2 separate regions of the Mus musculus genome follow, and region 1 is linked to region 2. Evidence: chromatin loops called from intact Hi-C (ENCODE). Cell type or tissue: left cerebral cortex. All regions are shown on one strand.

Region 1 (4,000 bases), 53 kb after region 2:
GTGTGCATGCTTGTAATGCCAGGACTACAGGTGGAGAATGGGTGATCTCTAGTGGATTCCAAATTCACTGAGGATCCTTTCAAAAAAAAACCAACAAAACAAAACACATGATACAGAAGGACGCTTAGCATCAACTTCTGCCCTCTACATACTTGCATGCATGTGTGCATCCCTCCAAACCTGTGCACACATGTACCACACACACACACACACACACACACACACACACACCACATATTTTAGACTGGCTGTAGCGGCACACACCTGCAGTCCTAGCACTGAGAGCTTGAGAAAGAAGGAGCACGAGTTTGAGGCCAGCCTAAGGTACCTACTGATAGCCCATCTCAAAAACAAAGTTTAAATGAAGCTTTAATAAGGATCTCCCATTCTCTGTTATTTTATTTGTTTTGTGATAGATGCTATTTTACTATTATAACTTTTTGTGACTAGAGCATAATAGTGCCTTTAAACTAAAAGCACTTGTTCAGTGAAACAAACATCTTATGGATGAAATTTTTATAAAATTATCACCAACTTTCTTTACTCAATGGCATTTAGCCTAGATTTGAAGGCTAATAAAGTACAGATTTGTGTGAATGGAATTCTGTTCCTCAGAATCATAGACCTGTTCTTTATTCAAATGTTGTTGGATATTCTATAAATGTTGAATTTTGTGTACTTTTACCTTATATTGGTACCTTCGGTGTTTTTCTGTCTGGCTACCATTAACTATTATTTTTTAAAAAACTTGTGTGATAATCTAGCAAAATTTAAACATAACTTTGTATTAAAATGTTTAGCACAAGGTAGATCGCCAATCAAGGTGTTATTAGAATTAAGATTAGTGATAATGAGATCATTCTTATTTCTTGGAGTCTGACCATAAAGGCAATGAAAATTTGTAATGCAGGGAAGCCATGTAAACACTTAAAAAATTCTTAATAACTACAATTTAGTAGAAAGACTCTCCTTTGAAAACAAATAGAAAAATACTGAGTATAGTCTGAAAATATAATTTTATGGAGGGTATCTAGGCAGGCATATGAATTATAGCTTTGAATTTTTTAAGTCAGTAAACTCTCTTGCACTCTCCCCGTGTTTATGACCGTTCCTGGATAGCAATGTCCGGTATTCAAAGGAGAATATTCTGAGCCCTGTGAAATCCTCAGTAACCCAGATATGAGCCAGTTTAGGCCGCTGACTCTGCTTTCTTTCAAAAACAGGAAAGATAAGATGAGCATGGTGGCTAGGGTCCGTGGTCCCTGAATTTGGTGGTTGGAGATAGAAGCATCAAAATCTCAGAGTCTTCCTGTCCAGCCTGGGCTACGTGAGACCCCATCACAAAACATACAAATAACAACAGAAGAACAGGCAGGAAGACAGACAGACAGACAAAGTCAAGTTCCTGGAATTTTTTTTTAAATGTTTTGACAAAAAAGAAAATAAGTGAAGTATTTGAAGTATTTAGTAGCATTCAGCTAAAGTCAGCTTTGACAATGACTTCCATAACTGTGATTTGAATGTGCTAATGGACAACTGACCTGTCAAAAGAATCAAGGCTCTTTTCTTCATTTTTTTTTTGCCTTGTTTTGATGGCATGTGACATCTATTCCGTGTTTTGAGAGGTAGGTCAGGGAAATCCCAAGTGTCCCCATAAAACTCGTTCTTCCTCCTTCTCAGCTATCCAAAGTCATCCTGGTCACCTTTGCTATCTCTGCTATAGTCCCAAGTCCCCAATGGGCTTCAAGTCCTAGTGTTCGCTCTACCTCTCCTTAGGCTCTGTAACTTGGAGAGAGATGAGGCTGACCTTCCATGATAAGTGTAGTATTGAGTGGTTTCCTTGATCAGGGAGAAAGCAAGGCAATTCAATATGTTTTCCTACTTCTTTACGGTTACCTGAAAGCTCTTACATTTGGGGCCCAGTCATGAACTTTACTCTAGATTTTGGATATTTGATATACTTATCCAATTTTAAAAGAACATCCTGTCATCCCTACTGCATCAAGTTTACTCTTCAGGACTAATGTAATGATCCTATTGAAAAAATACCTTTCTTCTTGGTCCTTTTCAAAATCTGTAGACGCATGTTTGAGTGGAAACAGAGCAGGTCAGCATAGGGAGAGTCTCATTCCGTGTCTCAGTTGCCCTTTTTTTTACAGTTTGTTAAGTTCCTAGACGACTTCGTTTAGACATGCTACCATTCTGGGAACATTCCAGGATTGAGAACTAGAGATCTCAATTTAAAAAGCGGTATCCAGTGATACGATCTATCTCATTTATACACAAGTCACATCATAATGTGTTGCATACATTCAGTACACGTATTTTTCAGTCTAAAGGAAAAGTGAAGAAGAAATGCAGTCAGTGCAACTTGGCAAAAGAAAAATACGTGCAACTTGTTGAATGGGTGTTGGTATTTTCTTCATTATGTGAAAGAGGGTGACTGAGAATATACAACAGCCATAGCATATTTAAGGCTCTTAGGGCTTTACCAGCACTATGTAGGAGAGGGGATGGTGCGTGTGTGTGTGTGTGCGCATTGCATGCATATAAATAAGCCCATGTATGCACATGCAGAGACCGGAGGAGGACTTTGGATGTCTTTCTCTAGCTCTCTCTGCCTTATCGCCTGGAGACAGGGTCTTTTCTTGAGCCAGAAGTTAGCAGTTGCAGCTAGACTGGCCAGCCAGGAGCTCTCAGGATCTTTATGCCACCAAGGTTACAGATGAACTTTGTGTCCAGCGCTTGCTTTGAAAGTTAGGAATCTGCTGATCTTCAGCTTTAGATTATCCATATTGAGACACTGTAGTCAGCACTGGGTTGTTTGTTTTGAGGTAAAAGCAAGAAAATGCTTTTACCTCATATTTTCCAGATATGAGGGATGAAGAGGAGGAGTAATGTTTTCAAATGACTAGGGCTTCTGCAGCCAGTGAAGGTATGAATTTAAGGCAAACTGGGGGGAGGTTTTTTTTTTTTTCAATTCCATTTGAGTCCTTAGCAAACACTCAGAAAAACACTCTGGCAAAGGTTGGAGAGCAAATATGCTCACCATGGAACCAGAGCTCTCATGTACTTACTTGCCATTATAACTAATAGCCCTATTTTTGTAATCAGAAAATGAATTCATTTCCTAGTAACTTTGAAAAGCCTCATCTTTCGCTTTAGTGATCTACGTTGGCTTTTGTGTACATCACTGCTAGCACCATTACTGATGTCAGAGTCATGGAGGAAAAATGGGCAACTCTTCACTGTGGCCTTTTAGAAATAGAATTATCAGCAACAGGAAAAGATGCGTGGTAAAGAGCTAAATCCGTTTGATAAATAGAACAGTATTCCCTGAGAGCAGCGGTGCACAAGAGTATGGTGGCAGACTATCTTTATCTGAGCACTTGATGTAAGTTCTCTTGCTCTGTCCTACACCTGCTGAAGAAGACAATCAAAGAGTAGGCTTGCTCTTCTGTTTTCAAGAAACCCTACTAGTGATTCTGATAAACATGAATATTTGAAAGGCTTTAGTTTAGAGAAAGAAATGTAACAATTCAAAATAATTCTTCAGCGCTGCAGAATCTTTACAACTGTGCCTTGTTCTTCCCAGGGTTTTATATATAACCTGACATCTCTTAAAATTCTTTGATCATAGAAATTTTATTTTGTGGATCATATAGAAACTTCTCGTGGAATATTGTATAGGCGATTAGCATATTGCTGAATAAATATGTGAAAGTGAAATGAAGTAAAATGGTCATAGACATGTGTCTGTTATAATTGCTTTAGAAAGGGTAGTGAGTTTCTGTACCCCCAAAGCTCTATTGTCAGTATTGTGAAACATGCCAAATACAGATACAAAATTTTATAAGCAGCAAATGTGTGGACAAAGTATTTGAAGGCAGTAAGGTGCCTTGGTCTTTAAAATGTGACCTGTAGCTAGGATAAAGCACCTAGGTTGAAGTCCACACCTTTGTTATCTCTGTCAGCCTGGGCACTTCCTTCCTTTTATATT
Region 2 (4,000 bases):
AACATTTATGGTAAGAGACCTTCTAGAGTATTGTGAGGACACGGCCCTATTTTTCTTTGGCGATGTTCCTCTAACCATGTCTGAGAAGAGCCAAAGAGACTATTGACTGGCTAGAATTTGTTTATAAGGTTACTCTTCTCTCCAGAAAACAGTAAAATCTCCTTTGCAGTTTTCACTGGCCAGCCCTTTCAAGCAAGAGACAATGTTGAAACCATGCTGTCCCCTAGATGGGTAACATTCCTTGAAGTGTACCGCACATTCCTAAGGAAATAATTGTTCTAGCAACTCCACAACAGTGAAAGTGGGCCTGTCTGTGTGGGTGGTTATTAGGAAAACCTGTGGGTCCCGCAGGAGTCTTGGATTGCAGTGGTGGACAGAGGTGAGGGACCCGTGTTGCCCAAGTTTAGTATAAAGACTCCTTTTGTTGAGTCACTGACATGACAGCTCCTCATTTGTTGGGTCACTGGGCATAAAGTTATACTGCCTTGCCTGTCTTCCAGTCTCTCGAAGTAACCAACACCTCTTTAGTTTGGTGGTGGCTCGTGGACTGGCAAAACCACTTCCTATATGCCAGACAAGTTTGACTTTTTTTTTTTTACAGTAGTGCAGGGACTTTGGCAAGTATGAAAGAAGGCGTGGGAGAAGTAGTTAGGAGTTCATGAGGTAACCAGGAAGTCCTTATTTTGACTTGTTAGGATCCTGGCCATAACTCTCAAGTGTTTGACATGATCCCTGTACATTGTCCTGGTGACTTTCCCAGTTCTTGCCAAATGCCATTGCAGATTTTAATGATGTGAGGGGCAGTTTGTGCCCAGTCTTCTAACCATTGCTGTCGTACTCTGATTATTTTGCATTTAACACACAGAGATTGATTTCTTGCCTAAAATGAGCTGAATTCTATTTGGATCAGTTGGGCAGAATTAAAAAGTATAATTAGCCCGAGAATTCACTTCACTCCACAACCTAACTGCCACTTAAATATGCCCTGCAATGCTTCTGCACTTTGTGCGGAGCTTATAGAGCTGAGTTCTAGACTGAAGCAGTTGATTGCATGCAGGAAAGCAGCCATGAATTGCTACGAGATCCTCGTTGACGATCCTGCATGTGTGTGTGTTATCATCTACAATTGTCCTCATAAAATTAAATAAAAGCACGCATTTATTATTGTGGGGCTCCAATTAAGAGACAGCTGGTGCTCTTATTACGCTCGCATTAAATTGAAACTTGTAATTTAGATGTCCAGATGCACACTTTAAAACCCAAGTATAAAACCGCCTTTGCTTTGTCCATTTTCCATTCAGAAGTATCTGGAACCCTACCTCAGGGCTCCTCCTACCCGGTAAACTCCCTTGCAGTAGGGGAAGCATTTCCTCTGATCAACAGTTCTCTTCTCTCAAGTTTTTGGAGCGAAATAAAAGATCTGGCGTTTTATGGAAGGGAGGAGACCCCGGAAGGCAAACGGTAAGTATTTCACCCTCCACGAGTTGAAATACGTATTGATCAAAGTCATTTTGGAATTTTTCTAGTACACCTCACCTGTCTCGGGAGTGTCTAGAAACCTATAGCTTCGCATTACAATTGCCTGTCTAGTTGGCACTGTAGTCACTGAAGCTCTAGAAACTTTAGAGCCGGCTCGCGCTCCCGACCCGGGTGGCGTGTGCATGCTTCCCGCCGGCTTTGCTTCTGAACATCCTGAACGTTATGATTTGCCCCCATCCCCCCTCCCACACACATACTTAATAACGCAATGACAAAAGCCACTCTCGGCGAGGGCTTGTGCAAGCTGGGGGCTTGGGGGTGGGGTGGGGGGAGGCGCCACACCCCCTGAGAATAAAGCCCACGCCAGCAGTCTCGGGAAAAGCAAGCGCGAAGGTACGACTCTCACAAAGACGAGATTTCACGACGCAAGTGCGTCCTACAGGAAGAAAGTGCCCCCAGTCGGAGCGCGAGCAGGAGCGCGACTTTTTGGCGCTCTTTGCGAGCGAGCCGCAAGGAGGCGGAAGACGGTCCCGGGCCGGGGCGCGGGAATCGGGGCAGCGAGCGCCGCACGGGGGAGTTCCTGCGCGTGGCGTCCTCGCAGCGAGACGCCGCTGGAGTCGCTCACTCGGAGAGGTGAGGCTGGACGGTGGCGGGGGCGGTGGCCGTGGCAGTGGCGGCGAGGGGCGACGGCTAGGCGGGGTGAGTGGCGCTACCTGGCCAGGCGGGGCGGGGCCGGTCCGGGGCGGCTGAGGGCGGCGATTGCCGGCGACTCCAGGAGTTTGGCGTGAGTTGCCTTGCGGGCGCCTAAAATCCGAATTGTCTCTCCCGAATGGCCGAGCGCTAAAGTGAGAGCCAGCGGGGTCAGCCCGGGGGAGCGCGGGGGGGAGGGATGCGGGACTTTTGTGTGTGTGTTGTGGGGGTGCACGGTGGAGGGGTGCCGGGGAGAACTTAGGGCACGCCTTTAACTAGGGGCCCCAGTTTGGGGGAGATGAGGTGGGGGTGGGATGAGGGCCGGTTGCCACAGCAACCACGAGCCTCGGCGGCAGGAGCCCCGTGCCTGCCCCGGCCGGCCCTCCCGCTTGCCCGCTCGCCGGCCCGCCCGCCCGCGCGCGCCGCGGCGGCTTGGGGAGCTGGGGCGCTCGGAGGTGTGCTCCGAGTGGACTGAACCAAGCGGTGGCGACCGCGGGGGGTGGGGAGGGCGTGCTCCCGGGCCCCTCCCCTAGCAAGCCGGCCGAGTTGGGGGGACTCCCCCATTACCGAGGGCACCCCACAAACTAGGGTCTCCTTAGGCCTGAGGCAAAAGCGTGGGGGCCTGGGGACGGGGGTGGGGTGGGGGCGGAGGTGGATGGCACCTCTGGGCTCGTGGTCTTGGTCCCCGGAGTTCGCAGCGCGTGTTGCTGGACTTGACACCGTACACCCCGCTGCCGCTGACTCGGGGCCCGGTAGCACGTCCCAGCCCTGAAGTTCTGGAGGTGGGGCGAGCTTTAATTTGCCTATATCTAAGGATTTCAGGAACCTCGCTTTAAAATGGCGGCATCCACTATACACCCCTGCTAAAGGCTCGCCCGGCACCGGGGCCACCTAGCGCAGCGCAGCGCTGCTTTTTTTTTTTTTTTTTTTTTTTGCTTCTCCCGCTAACAGATGGCATGTGCGGCTGTTGCTGCCTCTGCCCCTACTGCTGCCACTGAGAACAGGGGCCCCTTAGCCTCTGGGTTTGAGCTAGCGACGGAAGGTAAGGCTGCGGATGAGTTTGGGTTTAGGAAACTGGCTGCCTTGCTAGGACACCGATGAAATGCGCTGCTTTTAAAACTTTTTTTCTACTCCCGCGCAAACAAGGCAATTTAACACTGACTGCAACTTGTTGCGTGGGTTTATTTTTTTCCCTGTTTGTTTTCTTTTCTTTTTTCCTTTGATTTTCCTCGTTTACTCTTTCCTTCCTCTCACCCCCACCTTTCCTTTTTTTTTTTTTAACATAAAGGAACTTCCTGCATGGCTTGTCATTAGCAAACGCTTTCTCTAACTAACTTTCCCATTTCCATGGGATGCCTTAGCAGGGCCGCAGAACTGCATTGCATCTCTTCCCTCCCTGTGTGAATACATTTGGGCAGCTTGCTTTTACCACCTGGAGCTGAATGGCATGATGGCTCTACATTATAGGGAAGGATTGTAAAGGCAGCTGTAGTTTTTAGCACTAGGAAAAAAAAGCTTCTGTGATAAGAAAATGACATTAAAACACGGGTTCTACTGAAGTTTAACCGTAGGCCATTAGTTGTGCTGTTGGTTTCGGCACACGTAGATTATGTGACACTGTTTATTGATAAGTAAGCACACACAACACACACATAGATGTGAATATTTTGTTCCAATGGTTTTAGGGAGTTCTTTTCGTCTAGATGTTCTTAATTGCTCTTTCTAAACTGGCCTCTGACCCCCACAGCCTTTCCATACGTGTAGGTAAAGTTCCTGGGAAAACATCAATTAAAATAAAGCTGCTGCAAGATTTAATTTTGAAATGATTGGT

Evidence for each region. Hi-C counts contacts between places; a loop is a spot of excess contacts. Peaks named below come from ENCODE experiments on the same cell type or tissue, not always from the same donor. Only the 100,000 strongest peaks of a DNase experiment are listed, where the experiment ranks them.
Region 1: a loop joins it to region 2, with 6 times the contacts of the local background. A loop is called at or near these places in 1 of 42 quality-filtered maps.

The regions. Positions count from the first base shown.
Region 1 is chrX:51,150,985-51,154,984 of GRCm38, reverse strand. The region is part of intron 2 of Mbnl3 (muscleblind like splicing factor 3); the gene reads left to right. Among named protein-coding and RNA genes, the nearest start is that of Mbnl3, 53 kb to the left of the region's middle. In left cerebral cortex, no CTCF peak of the experiment used is centred here; no DNase peak of the experiment used is centred here.
Region 2 is chrX:51,203,886-51,207,885 of GRCm38, reverse strand. Mbnl3 (muscleblind like splicing factor 3) reads left to right here and starts at 1,896. Exons shown (of 8, transcript NM_134163.5): 1 at 1,896-2,112. In left cerebral cortex, a CTCF peak has its summit at 1,981; a DNase peak (open chromatin) is centred at 3,022; H3K4me3 peaks cover 1,784 bases.